Linked DNA regions of Homo sapiens: all the other regions are linked to region 2. Evidence: read pairs that join two places in POLR2A ChIA-PET (ENCODE). Cell type or tissue: B cell. All regions are shown on one strand. Region 1 overlaps LOC124902934 (a long non-coding RNA gene). Region 2 overlaps ATF7-NPFF (ATF7-NPFF readthrough). Region 3 overlaps LOC105378250 (a long non-coding RNA gene).

Evidence for each region. ChIA-PET counts read pairs that join two places held together with the same protein. Peaks named below come from ENCODE experiments on the same cell type or tissue, not always from the same donor. Only the 100,000 strongest peaks of a DNase experiment are listed, where the experiment ranks them.
Region 1: POLR2A ChIA-PET joins it to region 2 with 5 read pairs; 1 of 35 experiments calls an interaction of 5 or more read pairs at or near these places.
Region 3: POLR2A ChIA-PET joins it to region 2 with 6 read pairs; 2 of 35 experiments call an interaction of 5 or more read pairs at or near these places.

What each region holds. Positions count from the first base shown.
Region 1 is chr12:52,019,456-52,021,955 of GRCh38, forward strand. The region is part of intron 1 of LOC124902934 (a long non-coding RNA gene); the gene reads left to right. Among named protein-coding and RNA genes, the nearest start is that of TAMALIN-AS1, 13 kb to the left of the region's middle. In B cell, CTCF peaks have their summits at 1,493 (motif pointing left) and 1,695; DNase peaks (open chromatin) are centred at 1,406 and 2,269.
Region 2 is chr12:53,585,775-53,588,274 of GRCh38, forward strand. The region is part of intron 2 of ATF7-NPFF (ATF7-NPFF readthrough); the gene reads right to left. The region is part of intron 2 of ATF7 (activating transcription factor 7); the gene reads right to left. LOC124902937 (a long non-coding RNA gene) reads left to right here. Exons shown (of 3, transcript XR_007063316.1): 3 at 1-303. Among named protein-coding and RNA genes, the nearest start is that of ATF7, 39 kb to the right of the region's middle. In B cell, no CTCF peak of the experiment used is centred here; no DNase peak of the experiment used is centred here; H3K27ac peaks cover 247 bases.
Region 3 is chr12:53,763,865-53,766,364 of GRCh38, forward strand. All of the region lies in intron 1 of LOC105378250 (a long non-coding RNA gene), which reads left to right. Among named protein-coding and RNA genes, the nearest start is that of CISTR, 13 kb to the left of the region's middle. In B cell, no CTCF peak of the experiment used is centred here; no DNase peak of the experiment used is centred here; H3K27me3 peaks cover 788 bases.

The DNA.
Region 1 (2,500 bases), 1.6 Mb before region 2:
ACTCTGTGGGAGCCCCTCCCCCATGCTAGGGCAGAAGGGGCTCCCAACAATTCCAGGGAAGGACAGAGGCCTCCACTCCAGGCTTCATGCATGGTCAGGGGAGGGACATGGCCCTGCTGATAGGGTTCTGGTCTGAGGTCCCCACAGAGCCCTGCAGAAGCAGCCAGTGCGCCTAGCAAGGGCAGGTTCCCATCATCAGGCTCGGGGGTGGGCAGTGGGGGTGGCAGCTGCACCACAAGAAAAGAATAGGTGGCCAGGCGTGGTGGTTCATGCCTGTAATCCCAGCACTTTGGAAGGCCGAGGCAGGTGGATCACCTGAGGTCAAGAGTTCAAGAACAACCTGGCCAACATGGCGAAACCCCGTTTCTTCTAAAAATACAAAAATTAGCCAGGCGTGGTGATGGATGCCTGTAATCCCAGCTATTTGGGAGGCTGAGGCAGGAGAATTGCGTGAACCTGGGAGGTGGAGATTGCAGTGAGCCGAGATAGCACCACTGCACTCCAGCCTGGGCAACAGAGCGAGACTCCGTCTCAAAAAATAAAAAAAAGAAAAGGATAGGTGACTTCTGTGTCCCTATGTGCTGGGCTAACACTTCCACATCCATTACCTTACTGAGACCTCACAGTACATCTGAAAGCTCTCTATTTGACAGATAAAGAGACTGAGAATTAGGTTAAGGCAGCATAGCTGGCGCCTGGCAAGGCCAGGATGCTCTCATGCCTGTTTGTCTCTATAGCTTAGGGTGGTGAGAAGGAAGTCTTCCTGGAGGAAGGGGTGTGAGGACAGGGTGGAAGAGATGGTGAGTAATGAGCTGAACTTCTCAGGCTAGGGGCCTCGCCTGTGGAAAAAGTGGTATTGGCATGGTGGGTATATGAGGTATATGAGAGGTAGGACCCGAAAGAGCAGGTCCAAGGTTTGCCAGGGAGCAGTAGGAGGAGGGGCCAGCCCAGAGAGTTCCCGGTTCCATGCATGCAGGTGCTGTGCTGGAGGGAGGGAGAGCATTCCCATCTAAGGGGAGCATAGGGGGGCTCTGGAGACTTGGTGGGGTCCACAAAACAGGGGAGGTGGGCTTGGAGAAGAGCTCTGCTAACACATGTGGGAAAACTTATTAGAAGGAGTGAACCTCTGGACCCTCCCATTTCCCCTGGAAACCAAACCAGAGACCTTGCGCTGAATGGCAGCAGGAGAAGAGGAAGGACAGCAGGAGGCCCCTTCTGCTGCCCAGCCCAAGCTCATGAGGCTGGGAAGTGAGGGAGGCTGTGGGATTCCCCAGCTCAGGAGAGACGTCAGGCTGGCTGGCTGGGAGGCTGCCTGGTCCTGCACCGACAGGTGGATGAAATGACCGTAAGTGGGGAGTGATGGGCTCAGAGAAGTGAGACAGAAAGGAAGCTGAGGGCTCTGGAGGGGCCACGGAAACCCAAGAGAGTTCCTCAAGAGAGTAAAACAGCCAGAGTGCAGCAGTGTGCTGACCCCTGGTGGGGAGCCGGGACCATACCAGGTGGAGAGGGGCACAGAGCAGGGCTCTCCCATCAGCCAACCATTGGGAGCAGCCTCCCTCCCTCCTTAGAGCCCACCTCTTCAGCCCTTCCTCAGCCTGCTGCACGCTTGTACAAAGTGGAGCCTCCCCTGAACCCCACAATCATTTATCTGAAGTGCTCAGACACCCTCCCACTGCTTCTGGTCCCAGGGCCTCTCCTCACTCCACCACCCAGATTGTGGGCTCCCAAGGGAGTGAACCCCATCTCATGCCAGCACTGATCGAAGGCAGGTACGTCTGAATGAATGAATGAACAGTTGAGTTCAGAACATCTAACTAAATGACTAAATGACTCCAACCAACAGACCTTCTCTGCACAGAACCCTGTGTGGTATGAAAGCTCATGGACTGGGGTTGATAGTGGAGAGGAAACATACTTTTCAACAGCAAGATGCAAGAGTGTTTTTATTATTTATTTATAATTTATTTTTATTTTTAGAGATGTGTCTTGCATGCAATCAATATGGGGACCTCCCAGGAGCAGGAGGCCACCAGGTTGCCTAAGACATATGAATTTTTGCTTTCAGGGACACCTCCTAAGCTTCAGTGATCCATCTTGGAGTTGGCCTTTGTGGGGAGAACATATAAATTTATGCAAAAAGTAAAAATGCAAATACTGCCTCTGGGTCTCTTTCCCAGCTGCTCCCCTACAGAGTCACTTAGCCTTTAGTGACTCACAGTTGATCTGGTCCACTCAGCAACCCACAGAGTGACAGCCCACCCAGGTCCCAGCATACATAGCATCTTCTTCTGGAGCCCCCCAAATCTCACTCTAATTGAGGGCTTGGCTGGAGCCACTCTCTCTGAGGAGTGTGGTCTCTGGGCAAATAAGGCAAGACCAGTGGCTGGCAGCTACAGCAGTCAGTAGGGTGGGGGACATTTAACAGCAGATAGGGCCATACTCCTACTCTTGCCATTCTTTTTACCCTTCCCCTCCCCCTTGCAATTCTTTTCTGTTTTTT
Region 2 (2,500 bases):
CTTCTGTTCATGCGGTGGAGGAAGAAATTGCTTCCCAGAAAGGCTTAGCCCACTCCATTCTACTAGATAAAGGAAAAACAAAAAGCCACTCCACTCTGACAAGCCGATTACTGTCTATGGAGAAGCAAAATGCCTCCCTTAGGACTATGGGAATAGCCAACAAGGTACAGTATGTTCAAACCTTTAACCATGACTCTGCCAAGAGCAGCTATGTATGTGAATACAATCTCCTCATCTGGGCAGTCAAATATGCATAACTGAAAGTACAAACCTCCATAAGGTCCTGTCTAGTTATAGTTTCAAATGCACAGAAAGTGAAAGAAGGCTGAAATAAAGTCTCCCCTATCCACTATTGCAATTATCTAGGTAAAGCCTAGAAGGAAAGAACAGGAAAGACTGAAGAGGGAAAGTTAAAGTGTTGAATATAATATGATATTTTATAAAACATACACAGACATCTAGACCCCTGAAATTTTTAGACTACTTTTATTGTTCCCTCACAATACGTACAACCTAAGGAGACTACAGTCTCCGTTAGTCCTAAAAAATACCTGAAACTGAAGTAAAATGACAAATGTCTGAAGTTATGAACATAATGTAATTTAAAAAATTAATGTGCATAGATTGCCACCATGTAAAAAAAAAAAAAGATGTTCACTGAAGTGACAGATGTCTATAATACTATTTACCCATTCTAGTATTATACAAACTCCAGGTATGTACTACAACTGAGATCTTTAAAACTATCTGAACACCTCTTTTCACTTGATTCAAATAACTATGCCAATGTAAGATTTGTTATTGTCAGTGAGCTTGAGAACAGAGACATAAAATGGAGGTAATCAAAGCTTAGCATTAAAATGTAGTCTTCATCCATCCTATTAAACTGTCACTGTCTCTCTGATAACTTCTCAGGAGCCAAGCTTTTAGCTCAGTTCTACAGGCTGCTGCCCTGAACCACTTTTTCTTTGCATTTACTTTTTTATAGGAACTCCTGTCATCACTCTCTCACACACACACAAATACACACACACACGCACACACGTGCACGCTCACACACAACTAACTGGTCTATCAGAGGCACCCAGCAAAATAAACAAATGAGATCTTTGGATATCACGAGTGATCATTTTGGTCAGTTACAACCTTACCCAGTGAGGCAGTCTCAGTTCTGAAGCCAAGAACTTGACTTCGTGGTAAGAGGTGGAAAAGACAAGACTCTAGTCAGGTATTTCCTGCAGCTGAATGCACAGTTAATTTCACATGGTTCACAGATATACAATGAATCATCAGAATCAAGAAGGAAAATGTGCTGGGCACGGTGGCTCACGCCTCTAATCCCAACACTTTGGGAGGCTGAGGAGGGCGGATCACTTGAAGTCAAGAGTTTGAGACCAGCCTGGCCAACATGGTGAAAACCCATCTCTACTGAAAATACAAAAATTAGCTGGGCTTGGTGGTGCACATCTGTAGTCCCAGCTACTTGGGAGGCTGAGGCAGGAGAATCACTTGAACCTGGGAAGTGGAGGCTGCAGTTAGCCGAGTTTGTGCCACTATAGTCCAGCCTGGGTGACAGAGCGAAATTCCGCATCAAAAAAAAAAAAAAAAAGAAGGAAAACGTGACGCACGCCTGTAATCCCAGCACTTTGAGAGGCTGAGATGGGCGGATCACTTGGATCACTTGAGGTCAGGTGTTCAAGACCAGCTTGGCCAATATGGTGAAACCCCATCTCTACCAAAAAAATACTAAAACTAGCTGGTTCACACCTGTAGTCTCAGCTGTTTGGGAGGCTGAGGCACGACAATCGCCTGAACGTGGGAGGCAGAGGTTGCAGTGAGTGAGCTGAGATCGCACCACTGTACTCCAGTGCACTCCAGCCTGAGTGATAGAGCGATCAAAAAAAAAAAAAGGAAAATGGGAAAATGTATGTTTTAAGCAACTTTCCAGTTAAAGACATTCAGACAACATATACAAAGAATCCCTTTACTGTAAATATCAACTATTAGATTCTCTGGTCTCTTTTGATCCTCTATGTATACTTCTACATATATATATATATATATATATATTTTTTTTTTTTTTTCTTTTTGACACGAAGTCTTGCTCTGTCACCCAGGCTGGAGTGCAATGGCACGATCTAAGCTCACTGCAACCTCTGCCTCCCAGGTTCAAGCAATTCTCCTGCCTAAGCCTCCTCCTTAGTAGCTGGAATTATAGGCACCTGCCACCACCCCCAGCTAATTTTTGTAGTTTTAGTAGAGACAGGGTTTCACCATGTTGGCCAGGATGGTCTCGAACTCCTGACCTCAGGTGATTCGCTGGCCTCAGCCTCCCAATGTGCTGGGATTTCAGGCATGAGCCACTGCGCCCGGCCACTTCTACATATTTTTATCACTTAAATTATTTCATGTAAATATTTCCATGAATCTACATAGCCATATATTTTCACTTGTGATGATAAATGAAATTTCCATTGCATTAACACAGCACAGTTTCTAA
Region 3 (2,500 bases), 180 kb after region 2:
AGTGCTGGGTTGATACGATGCTGGGTTGAGAAAAGGGGAGTAGAGAATCAAAGGGGAGGAAGGGAGAAAAGTAACTGATTTTTGCTGTTCAATGTATCACATCACTTTTTTTATTTTTTGAGGGGGAGTCTCGCTCTGTTGCCCAGGCTGGAGCACAATGGCATGATCTTGGCTCACTGCAACCTTGGCCTCCTGGGTTCAAGCGATTCTCTTGTCTCAGCCTCCCAAGTAGCTGAGATTACAGGCACCCACCAACACGCCCAGCTAATTTTTATATTTTTCTTAGAGATGGGGTTTCACCATGTTTGGTCAGGCTGGTCTCAAACTCCTGACCTCAGGTGATCCACCCACCTTGGCCTCCCAAAGTGCTGGGATTACAGGCGTGAGCCACCGCACCCAGCCACACATCGCTTTTTAAATCTCTTAATCTTTTTTCTTTTTTTTGTTTTTGAGACGGAGTCTTGCTCCGTCACCCAGGTTGGAGTGCCGGGGCTTGATCTCGGCTCACTGCAACCTCCGCCACCTGGGTTCAAGCGATTCTCCTGCCTCAGCCTCCCGAGTAGCTGGGACTACAGGTATGTGCCACCACACCTGGCTAATTTTTTGTGTTTTTGGTAGAGATAGGGTTTCACAGGGTTAGTCAGGATGGTCTCGATCTCCTGACCTCGTGATCCGCCCACCTCGGCCTCCCAAAGTGCTTGGATTACAGGCTTGAGCCACTGTGCCCAGCCTAAATCTCTAATCTTTTACACCCTCCCTGGCTTTTCCCAGTTCTCGTTGTGATTCTGTTTGGAAAATCTAATTCTGATTCATCCTGGTAGCCCATCTAATTTCTGAAGAGCTCTAGAAGCAGAAGCCCAGGCTTTTCTGATTTGTCAAGTTGATAATCTTTTTTGGTGTGATAGAAATGTTAAGAATTTCCAAAATTGGATTCTGACTAAAACTAAACCTGTGAATGTGTCAAATCTTGAATGAAGAGATCCGGATTTGACTCTGCCATCTCTGAAGTTGTCCCAGAGAGACTCAGAAAAGCCACCTTATTCACAACCATTCCGAAATGACACCAGATAATAGGAAGTATGCGTAGCCTCTGGAGAAGCTTTGGATGTCTGATTATTTACCCAAATCATAGCACAATGGTACTAGTGTAGTGTCTGCATGTAGCTGGGACTGCATAATACGGAGGGAAGAAAGCAAAAATGTTTTGGTCTGCATCTAGATGAATTTTGTCTACATCTGGATAGATTTTGTCTACATCATTTTGGTGTACATTTGGCCTGTAGTGGATTGGTCTACATCAGAATGGGTTTTCTTGGAATTTGGCCTCTGCCCAGCTAGAATGAGGTTTAAGAGTTGCAGTGCTGGGGTGGTAGGGTAGGTAGGTGAATTGGAGGAGGTGGCTGTGTTTCCCCTTGGTCTCCTGAGCAGTTCGGGGGCTGTCATAGTTTTCAAGTTCAATACTTGGTTGAGCTAGTAATATTTATTGCAGAATTATAATTTCTAGCTTAGTGTGTGAACATAAAACAGTTTCTACCCTAAGGAGTTTTTTTTTTAGATAGGGAGACAAAGTATTCTCTCAAGTATCATTCAGACAGAATTCAGGACACAGAAAGTTCACAGGTGTGGGAGGATGCCTGATAAGCAGTCAGTTTTGTGGGGTCATTCTCAGAAGACTCCTGGGAGATAAGCTTGGATATTTATTTTCTTTAGTCTGAGCTAGATTTGGTTACCATAGCTTTCTTTCCAACCTTTTAGGGAAGCCATCTCAGCTTTACTTCTCTTTCCCTACGGAGAAGTAACACATTCATTGGTACTGAAATTGTTTCTTTCTATTTTCCTTTTCAGCACAGACCAAGACTGAGAATTATTATTATTATATTTTGGTATTTAGATTTGTATTAGAATCTGTAGTAAACATTTAACTGGATAAGTGCAGTTAAGCGAACTGGATTTACTGGTTCAAAGCATATGTAGAGTTTATTTATTTATTTATTTTTGTTTTTGATGGGAGGCATGGAAGGAAGGCCTAAGTGAGGTTTGATTTATTGGCTCATAGCAAAGCTTCTCACCACCATGAAGATGTAGACTGAACTGATGTTTCCCAGGGAAACCAAATCCCCATATGGAGCAATTACCCCCTCTTCCACGAAGGTTTCTCAGACTGACCTGAGGTGCAGGGAAGATACTCCCTAATCTTGCCAACACTGGAAAATGAAGCCCTTCCCACTCATATCTTCTGTCAACTATGATGTCATCTGGGATCTTGGCATGCCCTTGCCTCTGATATAAACACTTTTCTGTGTATTTCTGATTGAGGATTATACGTTTCAGTCCATGGTTTACATATCTTTTACTTATTTTGAGGAGTGGGGAAGTAGCCACAAAATCTCTTAAATGTAAGCTCCCAAAGAGGGGAATTCTTTATTTGCCACCATTTGTCTTGCATTGTGTGTGAGTGTGTGGTGATTTGGTGGTCGTTGTGGTGGTAATAATTTAGGGA